Regions from separate parts of the Mus musculus genome. Here region 2 is linked to region 1. The links are chromatin contacts, found by POLR2A ChIA-PET in ENCODE. All regions are on one chromosome and are shown on one strand. Each heading gives the region's core, a stretch centred on a gene start or an enhancer-like site at or near the end of the contact. The rest is flanking DNA. Distances are from core to core; before and after follow the strand shown. Region 1 holds the start of Lrrc20 (leucine rich repeat containing 20). Region 2 overlaps Npffr1 (neuropeptide FF receptor 1).

Region 1 (5,397 bases), core at 1,686-4,185:
GGTGGCTCACAACCATCCGTAACGAGATCTGACTCCCTCTTCTGGAGTGTCTGAAGACAGCTACAGTGTACTTACATATAATAAATAAATAAATAAATAAATAAATAAATAAATAAATAAATAAATAAAATAAAAGTAACTTTAAAAAAAATAAATAAAGGTACAAGGGGAAAACTCCATTAGGATGAGGTGTTTAATCAGGTGAGCCAAAAGGGACTTTTGATTGCTGGACTTTAATACTTTGATAGTTAGACTTTGATTGTCAATCTCAGGAGGAAGAAGTGGCCAAATAAGGGAACAGACATTTGTGGCCAGCTTTAGGAATGTAATCTAACGGTTTTTAACAAGGCAGAAGTGTAGAAAGAATCTCTTATAAGCATCACCTGTCAATAAAAAGCCGATGGCCAATGAGCTGAGGCAGGAAATCGGGGGTGGGACACTGGCAGGAAGAGAGAGAGGATTCTGGGAGAGAGTGAGAGAATAAAAGGAGATGCAGGGAGAGATTCAAGAGAGCCACAGAGAGATGGATGTAAGCCAGCAGGTAGTTGACCTCAGGAAGACACTAAGAGAAGCTCTGAGGAAGATGCTTAGGAAAAAGGGCTGGGCTTGAAAGAGAGGTAACTAATCAAATGGGTAGCCATAGTCTAGTTTAAATGGATTAAATAAGAGCTCTCCTGGGAATAGCCAACACATTTAATAATAAATAGTCTCAGAGTCATCACTTTGGGAGATGGGCCTGGGAAAGGAAAAACAGTTAAAAATTATTTTAACACAGAGAGAATGGAAGAGAAGGGCAAAGCCCGCCAGAGCCATGCTTGCCACACTCCAGCTGGCCAGAGTCCTTTCATCCTTTATGCTCAACAACTTGGAAAAGCAAGGACTGAAACAGCAGCCCTCTATCGGCTGCTGAGAGGCATGAGACCTGAGCTGTTTGGCTCTGAGAGGTGTGACAAGCTGAACTGTCTGGAAAGTTATTAATAGACACAGGCCCTGGGATCCTAAGCCTCAGAAGACTGTGAACCAGGAGGCTTTCTGACAAAGTCCAGTGCATGTAGCAGTGAGCCAGAGGTTGTTCTGGTGAGGTGAGGTGAGGACCACAGCTGAAGTTGATCTCTGATTTCGACTTACATGTGTATGTGCCTGTGCTCACAGATGAACACCACACACACACGGACATGGACACACATACACTTTTTTAAAAAAAGTCAATTCAAAGGGGTCTGTCAGGAACCTCAACAGGACAAACTCACTAGGGAAAATAGTACCTGTTCTAGAATCAGGTCACTTCAGAAACAGCAGAGGGCCTGCCTAAAATGTAGCCAGCTGAGTGGTCCTTGTGCCCATTGTTTATTGTCATATGAGTGTCCTCTGCTTCGTTAGGCAATGAGTCATCATTAAGCAATGTATCTTGTCTCCTTTCACAGAGTTCTCAAGGATGGAGAAGCAGAAAGGACTCTAAGAGCCCAGGCCATTATATCCCTAATGGGAGGTGTTGGGTTATGACTAGTTTATTGCTTAGCCTGGTAGGGAGGGGCCTAGTGAACCTGGTCAGTTTCAGGGACTTCCTGAAGCTAATTTGAGTTTGTTTACCTTCCTCTTTAAGGAGGTTCCCAAAGCTATTTTAAGTGCTTATTGCTTAAGGAGCTTCCTACAGGAAGCAGTGTTTTTGGAAACTGTTACACAACAGGAGATCTGTGAAGTGGCTACATTTTAGAAGCTGTGGTCCTGGTGGCTAGTCTGGCAGCCGTGAATACAAATTACTCAAAAGAACAGCAGCATCTTTTGCTAGTCTGATTTACTGACTAGAAATTTAGTGACACAAAAGGGTTAAAATGTTGCAGGTCCAGAGCCAGACTGGCATTTTGTGGCATCTTTATGTCCTTTAACAACTACTGATTGCTCTGCCCTCTACTTGGCTTAACATCTTTGTAACTATCCAGTAAGTCAGAGTGCAAGAACAGATCTCTAGTTTCCGATCAACCAAAGGGCTAAGAATGCTCTCAGGCTAGCATCTGGGGCCTATAGCTGAGATCTTTTTCTCCTTTGCTGTAGCCTGTTTACCTGATATCCTCACCAATACAATTGAAAAGTGCCTTGTTTTTACGTTTTTCTTTGTTCTTCATTAAGAGGCTGGAGAGACAGCTACACCGTTCCTTTGCAAGGGTTGTCCAATCATGTACAGGATGGTTCATAGCTGTTTGCAACTCCAATCCCAGGAGATTTGACCCCTCTTTTGGCCTCTGAGGACACCAGACACATAGGTGGTGCACAAATACACACGCGGGCAAACACGCATAAAATAACTAAAAAAAAAAAAAAAAAGCACAAAATAATTCACAATTTTTATCAAACTGTTACCATGTTGGGACATGGAATAACCTGTATTTGTGTTCCCGGGCTAGGGTCGCTCCTATTTGGCTCTAGGATAAGCCATCTCTGATCCCCTTTGAGGTGAGAGTTGTGTTTTTGCGTCGCAGCAGCGCTGGACTCCACAGTCCCTTCATCAGTTCTCACAGCGACCCGTGAAGCAGGTAGACTTTAGTTCCATGTTTACTTTAGTCTGAAGAGATGAAGTTACAGTGCGGCTTCAATTAGCGTTTCTTTGCGTTTTCCAAAGTTCCCCGATCTGCTGAACCCGGCTCATCCGTGGAATTAAAAACAAAATAAAATCCAGCCTGGAGAAGCATCCTACACAAGAAGATGCAGGGCCCCGCCCCTAGCGCGCTGGCTTTGCCGACTCCACACAAAGCGGTTCCTCCCTTGGTTCCCGAGCGCGCAGGAGGAGTTGCGCGCTGATTGGTGCGCGCGGGCGGAGCGCTGGCCCCTCCCCGCCCTGGGTCGTATCCTGGTGTCACTATTGGCTGAGCGGCCGTGCGCGCTGAGCTCCCTGCCCCTTTGGCTCCGCCCCTCGGGCTCAGAACTTGCACCGGGTGCCGTCGGTCGCCGCGGGAGCGTGAGTGCTGGGCGCTGGGCTCTAGGACGCATTGTCGCCGTAAGTGCTGCCTCCAGCGGCCCACAGGCTTCGCGCCGCGCTGAATAACGGTGGCCAGAGGCCGAGCGTGGCAGGGGCAGAAGGGAAAGCACTGGGCTTGGCCGTGTCCCTTCCCCTCCCCCAGCACACCTGGTAGCACCGAGTCATGGCTCGGGCGGTGCCCAGAGGTCATGGACTATCGCTTGCGGTAGTGGGAGGCTCGTGGTTAGAGCTCTCGGACAGCCCGGCTTCCGTCTCCCCAGTGAGACGCCCTTGCCCATCGGGAGAGGCAGCTGCGCATGTCACTTGGGAGTGTGCCTCTCCGCCCCTGGCAGCGTGGGACGCCCCCGGCCTCTGCGATCACCAGCGTCCCCCCTCTGCTTGCTCCATTTGTCCCAGTTCCTGTCTGCCAGGCCAGCGCGAGGCTGGAGACGAGCAGCCACTGGCTGTGAGAATGGGGTCCAGGGATCCTGTCCTTGGCCACTGTGTACTGTCGGTACAGTCTAAGGATGCTCACGCGGGGCTCCCCAACTCTAAAGCTGAGCTGCGAAACCAGGCGCCAACGTGTCCAGCTCATTGCCCCAGCGGGCTCTTTCCCCTGGGTGAGAAAGTGGGTCATCTCTGCTCTGGTCTCGAGTGGACCTTTGGGACTGTTGGGGTGTGATTAGCATTGTGCCCCTTACCTCGCCACATCAGCTCTTGGCTTCAGCAGGGTCCCGAAGTCTGTCTGGAGCCAGCGGAGCCAGCGGTGGGGCAGATCGTGCGCATGGCTGCGGAGGCTCCGGTTGCCCCGCAGAGCGGCTGCCAGGCTCTAAAGTTCCCAGTTGACCACAACAGTAACTAAATATAGGACCAGCTGGTGCGGCCGGAGTGTCGCAGTGGCTCCTTTGCAGAGATCTTAGGGCTGCAGATAATGAAGTTGAGTTCTGACCCTTAAAGACTGGGTCATTGCCATGGTCAAGGTTTAAATACCTCAGCCCCAAGTTTGGAATTTAGGTGAGATCAGTTTCAGATCTGCCAGAGAAATTATACAGTGTTCACAATCATAGCTTCCTCAAAGCAGAATAGCACACTCACCTTCAATTTATTATATGCAAACTTCCTGTCTGTCCTTGTTTGATGACCTAATAGTTGGTCCTGGCTTAATGCAGGAAGCCCTTAATGGCTTGCAGAGTCTTTTCTTAGAAGTGATTTTTTTTCAGTTAATTTTTATTAACAGTTTCATTGAGGAAGGTGATGTTTCCATCTCACAACTGGGGCTGCCCCACAACATTGAGAGCTTTCCAGAATTCTGCTTGCATTAGTTAGGCTCCTCAGGAAGGCCTCCAGAGGTCTGGAACAGACCGCAGGCCTTCTCTGTGGCTTGTCTTTATCTACCTGTTGCTGGCACCCTATGGGCCCTTCTTCTGGGGTCATGCCACAGGCCTCACCCCCAGGCTGTGCAGGCATATAACTGGTTCATTTTGTCTCCCAGTGGGAAGTTTGTATCATCAGGCATGTCCAACCAGTGGGCCTGGTTTGTCCCAGGAGAGCTATAAGTGCAGCTTAATAGACATGCAATTTAAAAATGCTGTGGTTGCAGTATCATTCTAGTCCACACCCAATCTCTCTCTCTCTCTCTCTTTATTGTCCAGCATGGCTTTTATAGATGGTGACCAGAAGATTTCAAATTTAAACATATCCTGGGGCTGTGTTACAAACTGGTGGTGGGAGGGCACAGGTGAGCTGTCTTGTTCTGTAGCTCAGGCTGACCTGGGACTTGGGGTCCTCCTGTTTCAGTTTTCCTTGTGCTGGGGTTATAGGTATTTGCCACCATGTCTAGTTTCCTTGAAAATTTCTGAGTCTCCCCTATCCAGAGTCTGGGATAGGTGGCCCTGGTTGTACGGGAGCAGCATGGGCCTATGTGTCGGGCCCATGTGGGCCCATTGCTCCTGTTTCTCCCTGACTCTCTGCCACCACCATCCTTATGTGGTAGATTGACTGTATTCCTGCTTCTAGGAGCCTAGAACCTAGACTTGTGGGGCCGGCCTGGGATCTGTGGATTGTTCTGGTTGCAGAGGGGTGCCCAGTGCCTTGATTGTCCAAAGAGTGCTGATGTGCGTGCAGGCAGCTTGTGAATGGGCTCAGATCGTTTATGTAGATGTGGGGGCAGCCCACAGCCTGGTCTCTTGTTTGACATGGACAATTGTCTGTTCCTCTTTTTAAAACATACAAAAGAAAAAGTGAATGCCTGTGTCCCATCTCATCCTTCCCACCCCACACCAGTGCTGGGATTAAATGCAAGGCCATGAGAAAGCTCTCATTACGTTGCTCTTGAAGTCATTTCTGTAGTCCGGACAGGTCTTGAACTACGATTCTCTTGCTTCAGGATGACAGGCCTGTGCCACCAGCCCCAGCAAGAACAGCTCATGCTTTCCTCCCCAGCC
Region 2 (5,397 bases), core at 1,443-3,942, 150 kb after region 1:
GGGAGAAAAGGCTAAGTGAAGGGAGAGGGAGAACGAAGCACTAAATACGTGTTTTTTAAAAAAAGCGTTTGTATATTTGCCTAGTCCGGCTTCCTAAGCACAGAGTGTTTATCACAGACTGGGCTGTGATGCCCGCTACTGAATAAAAGAAAAAGGAATAAAGGAAAGCCCATGACTGCTCCTGGATATGGTGGAGGAGAAAGCTTATTATAGATATGTGGGTGAGAACGGCCAGAGGCAGGGACATCTCAGAGAGTCCAGAGTGGTCCTGATCCTGAACCTCGTGGGGAGAGGGGGAGGGGGAGGGAGAGCGGGAAACCAAGTACAGCAGCCATGAGGCCAAAGGTGCAAAAGGAAGTGGGAGGTAGCCCAAAATGTCTAGGCTATATAGGGAGGAGCCTCTGTGGGAAGGGCAGCCCAGTGTCTGGGCTGGAGAGTTCAGGGTAGAGGGTGGGGTAGGTCAGCTATACCCAGTAACAGGTAGCAACCGAGGGATGCTGGGAGAACCTAAAGGCCAGGTCCGCTTTGATATGGTAAATAGGAACCTCAGTGGCCAGTCCTGGGTTGAACCCTTAGTACTGCCAGCTAATCTGTTTTAAAATAAAGATCTAAGCCTCTGGAGAGAGGTTGTTCCTTCCTCATCTATTCCACTAAATCCACCTAAAGCCATAACAATTTAGCCGGACTGTGCTGCCTCCTTCGCAAAAGACAAACCAATTTACTTGTAAATTAACCTGATTAGTGCCGAAGCAGTTCTCGGGTGCTGCCTAAGTGCAGTGATGAATGTTTGGTATCGTATTCCAGTAGCATCCGAAACTGCCTCAAGTAGGGTGATGAATGTCACGTGTCCTCTTCCAGTGGCCCCTAGTCAGGTCATCTCTGGCCCGCTGGGCCTCCAGGGATCCTCCCAGACACTTACTCTGTTTCTCTTCCCACCCCTTCGCCTGCAGGTTCCGCTGCATCGTACACCCTTTCCGTGAGAAGCTGACCCTCCGGAAGGCGCTGCTCACCATAGCGGTGATCTGGGCGCTGGCGCTGCTCATCATGTGTCCCTCGGCGGTCACTCTGACCGTCACGCGAGAGGAGCATCACTTCATGCTGGATGCTCGCAACCGCTCCTACCCTCTCTACTCGTGCTGGGAGGCCTGGCCCGAGAAGGGCATGCGCAAGGTCTACACCGCCGTGCTCTTCGCGCACATCTATCTGGCGCCGCTGGCGCTCATCGTGGTGATGTACGCGCGCATCGCGCGCAAGCTGTGCCAGGCCCCCGGTCCAGCGCGCGACGCGGAGGAGGCGGTGGCCGAGGGTGGCCGCGCGTCGCGCCGCAGGGCCCGCGTGGTGCATATGCTGGTCATGGTGGCGCTCTTCTTCACCTTGTCCTGGCTGCCACTCTGGGTGCTGCTGCTGCTCATCGACTACGGGGAGCTGAGCGAGCTGCAGCTGCACTTGCTGTCCGTCTACGCCTTCCCGTTGGCACACTGGCTGGCCTTCTTCCACAGCAGCGCCAACCCCATTATCTACGGCTACTTCAACGAGAACTTCCGCCGCGGCTTCCAGGCTGCCTTCCGGGCACAGCTCTGCTGGCTTCCCTGGGCCGCCCACAAGCAAGCCTACTCCGAGCGGCCTGGCCGCCTCCTGCGCAGGCGGGTGGTGGTGGACGTGCAACCCAGCGACTCAGGGCTGCCATCGGAGTCTGGCCCCAGCAGTGGGGTCCCAGGGCCTAACCGGCTGCCATTGCGCAATGGGCGTGTGGCCCACCAGGATGGCCCGAGGGAAGGGCCTGGCTGCAACCACATGCCCCTCACTATCCCAGCCTGGAACATTTGAGGTGGTCCAGAGAGGGAACGTCCTGTAGGCCTGTGGCCCTGACCCTTAACTATGATGCCTGGGCACAATAGCAGTATTAGAAGAGGGTGCCGAGATGCCTCCTTGATAAAAAAAAAAAAAAAAAAAAAAAAAAAAAAACGAGACAGTGAGGCATTGAGACCCAGGGAGAGGTGACAAGGTCTCACCGTTGGGAATCCTACTTGACCCAGACTCCAGTAAGTCTCCCCAGGAAAATGTGTCACTAGGTGGTTAGGAAGAGGTGACCACTTCTACACACTGAGCACCTGTGACCGAGTCCCCTGTGCTGTGTTGCTGAGAGAGCTCCCCTTGGCCCTTTCCTGGGAAACATCCAAGCTCTCCGCTTGCCAGGGCCAGTGTTTGAGTTGTTTTATTCCAGGAAGTGCCATACCCACTTCAGCATGTCACAACTGAGCAGCTCCAAGAAGAACCCTAGGGAGCCCATTTAAATGGCACTGGGTTGAGCCTAAGGGAGACTCCCCCCCCCCCCCCCAGAGCCAAGCAGAGCTTCCAACAGTACCAAGAGCTCATGGGTGGCAGGCAAGGGGAAAAGGAAGACAGCAATGCCAACTCTCCCCTCAGGAAATATCTTAGTGGGCCAGTGAGCATGAACCTTTGTCGGGGCATTTCTTCTTTGTTTACTGGGAAGGAGAAGGTGGTCAGTCGGGATGTGGTGAGGCCCCAGCACGACACAGACAAACTCTTCCACCGTGTGTGACTTATGAACCCTGAACGCAGAGGAGAGTAGGAGAGCCTGCATGCACGACAGCGCTCACCCACGATGCCTGCCATCATCTTGACAGATGCATGCACCCCAGCTCTCACCCGGTATATCTGCCGTCAGACGCACAGCTCTCATCGTACAGTCACCTTGGCAGAGCACAGCTTCTCCCCAGGAGGTGAGGAAATGGCTTGCCCCTGCCGGTTTCTCCTGCCACTTCAATCATGTGCACTTAACTGGACACATTCTCGCTTCCATTACCACAGTGGCCAGAAATTTTAGGAATTTAAAAAAAGGGGCGGGGGACATTTCAAGGGTCCAGGGCTCTGAGCTCCTGTTGATTTCTTAACACGCTCTGGCTGGCCCTTTGCTGTTCCCAGGTCTGTCCTAAGCAATGTCTATAGCAGCAGAAGAAATGGCCTCACGGTTGGTTGTACACGTCCAAGCAGGTCTCTGAACACTGTCATCTGACTCATAAAATGTTCTGGCTGTTTCACAGAGCAACCGAGGCCCAGTAGGACCAGGGTCACAGGGCCACAGACAGCAATGTTTGGATTAGGCTTGCCTTAGATAGCTTGAACCAACCATATCCTGCCTTTCAGAGAAGGTAGGCATGGCAGGGGGGAGCGCCGGATGAGAAGGAACTCCAAGGAATGACTCCAAGTTCTGGGGCTGGGGCAGGAAACCATCTGCATTATGTTGGCCTTGTGACCTCCAGCCAGAGCTGTTCTGAACTCGATTCCTATGCTGAGGAAGCTGTCAAGCTCCCTCCAGGTGCTGTGTAGTCTGCGAGGAGGCTGGGAGTGATTGGTGTAGTCAGGCCAGATGTGGCCTGAACTGGTCCTCTGCAAGGCCCTCTAAGTTGGTGCTGTCTTAGTATCACATGCACGATACAGTGGCCTGAGACTTGCTGGCTGTTTACCGAGAAGGCTTGTGACTCCCGGGCTCTAAAATTAGGCCACAGCAAGGACAGTGTCAACCCTGTCCCTGAGACTCCTGGGGACTGTGGGAGTTACAGTCTGCTCTCTGCTCTGGCCTTCAGCATGGCCTCTTAGAGACAAAATCACAGCTCTCCTCAGAAATCCTGTCCACCAAGGCCTCTGCTTCAGTTTCCCCAAACGCCTTGCTTTGAGAGGCCATGGTTGGCAAAAAGCAGGGCACCTGACACAGGTGGCCATCCCTGTGAATCATCCTTGTCCTTACTTGAGTAGGAGCAGAAGTGGCACCTGCCTGCCCATGGGCTTGGTCTGAGTACTGACAAGAACATCACAATGCTATAGAAAAGCCAGCAGTGGGGCTGGAGAGATGGCTCGGCGGTTAAGAACACTGACTGCTCTTCTGGAGGTTCTGAGCTCCAATTCCAGCAACTACATGGTAGCTCATAACCATCTGTATAGCTACAGTGTACTCATACACAAAAAAATAAGTAAATAAACCTTTTAAAAATGAAAGAAAGAAAGAAAAAAGAAGAGCCAGAAGCGTGTGAATGCTGGGGTCTTGTTTCTTCGTACATGTGTTAGAATACATCCAATGTTCAAACTTCCCATTAGCCCTTTTGAAGTGTACATACAGGGCTGGAGAAATGGCTCAATGGTTAAGAGTACTGACTGCTCTTCTGAAGGTCCTGAGTTCAAATCCCAGCAACCACATGGTGGCTCACAACCATCTGTAATGGGATCTTATGCCCTCTTCAGGTGTGTCTGAAGACAGCGACAGAGTACCCACATACATGAAATAAATAAACAAATCTTTTTTTTTTAAGTGTACATACAGTTCAGGGGCACTGAGTATTCATGTTGCAATGTAACCAGCACCCTTTCTAGCACTGTATTAGCCTAAATGGAAACTATGGACCCATTGACACCAGCTCCCCATCCCTGCTCCTCCCAGCCACTGTCCTTTCACTTTGATTTTGACACTCTTGTGAGTCCCTGCAAATGAAACCACTCAGCATCTTTCCTTTTGTGGCTCTTGCAACACACGAACACCTTTCAAGTTCCACTCATGCTGTTGCATGGATCAGAATTCCTTTCCTTCTGTGGCTAGACACACTATTCCATGTCTATCTGATATCTTCCTTCTCTGGCAGTGTGTTCTTGTTTCTGGTTCAGCTGTTACAAGTCACTATGTATGCATGGGGGGGGTGAGTGGGAGGGTGTTAGATAATAAACCCAAGTCTTGAAAATAATACCCGTGTGAGCCCCAAGGATGGAGACTCCCAACAAGTCTCTTAACTTGGCGTTTAGGGGTAACTGAGCCTGTGCTCAACCCAGCTGCTCTGTGTTCTTCTGTGTTCCTTCTTGGCTGGAGAATAAAAAATGATGTGTTCTGTTCACAGGATATTTGTATGATGCTCTTTTTATAACTGTACCTTTGTCAGTCCCGACATGTGGGTCCGAGTGCACCTCTTGTGCCTACATCACTCAAATACAATCAAGGACGATCTCTCTGAGCAGCCATGTTCCCTCTGTGACCCGTCAGGTCTCCTGAGGTGACTGATCCTCTCATGGGCGGAAAGTTTGGAGATGAATGGTCTGTGATGGGGAAGGGATCCAGAGACCTGTGTACCTTGAGAGCCCTACCCAAGGGGGCTCTTGGAGGGACGCCGTGTCCTGTGCCATGGGCCACAGGAGTCATCATTCTCCAAGTGGTCTCCACAGATGAATGGGCTCTTGACTTCCCCAAGATCATGCGAACACATCTGACCAATGCGAGGGGAGGCGGTGCCCACCAGGGCCCACAAACCACAGACTGGCCAGCCTTGGGCCGCCAGCTTTCTCTAGGGGCCTGGAGGATTCGTGGGCTGACTTGGGTTGGAATAGACGGTGGAA

Evidence for each region. ChIA-PET counts read pairs that join two places held with the same protein, here RNA polymerase II (POLR2A).
Region 2: POLR2A ChIA-PET joins it to region 1 with 11 read pairs in Patski. The contact joins the enhancer-like site here to the promoter of Lrrc20 in region 1. POLR2A ChIA-PET finds 5 or more read pairs at or near these places in 2 of 5 experiments (Patski and embryonic stem cell).

Annotation. Positions count from the first base shown.
Region 1 is chr10:61,472,898-61,478,294 of GRCm38, forward strand. Lrrc20 (leucine rich repeat containing 20) reads left to right here and starts at 2,936. Exons shown (of 5, transcript NM_153542.1): 1 at 2,936-2,992. It overlaps D830039M14Rik (RIKEN cDNA D830039M14 gene), which reads right to left and starts at 3,784. Exons shown (of 1, transcript NR_166099.1): 1 at 2,330-3,784.
Region 2 is chr10:61,624,559-61,629,955 of GRCm38, forward strand. It overlaps Npffr1 (neuropeptide FF receptor 1), which reads left to right. Exons shown (of 4, transcript NM_001177511.2): 4 at 951-4,906. The coding sequence ends at 1,827. Among named protein-coding and RNA genes, the nearest start is that of Ppa1, 21 kb to the right of the region's middle. Within about 2 kb of position 2,693, at least 2 of the 3 ENCODE cell types and tissues checked have a DNase peak (open chromatin) inside an H3K27ac peak, as active enhancers do.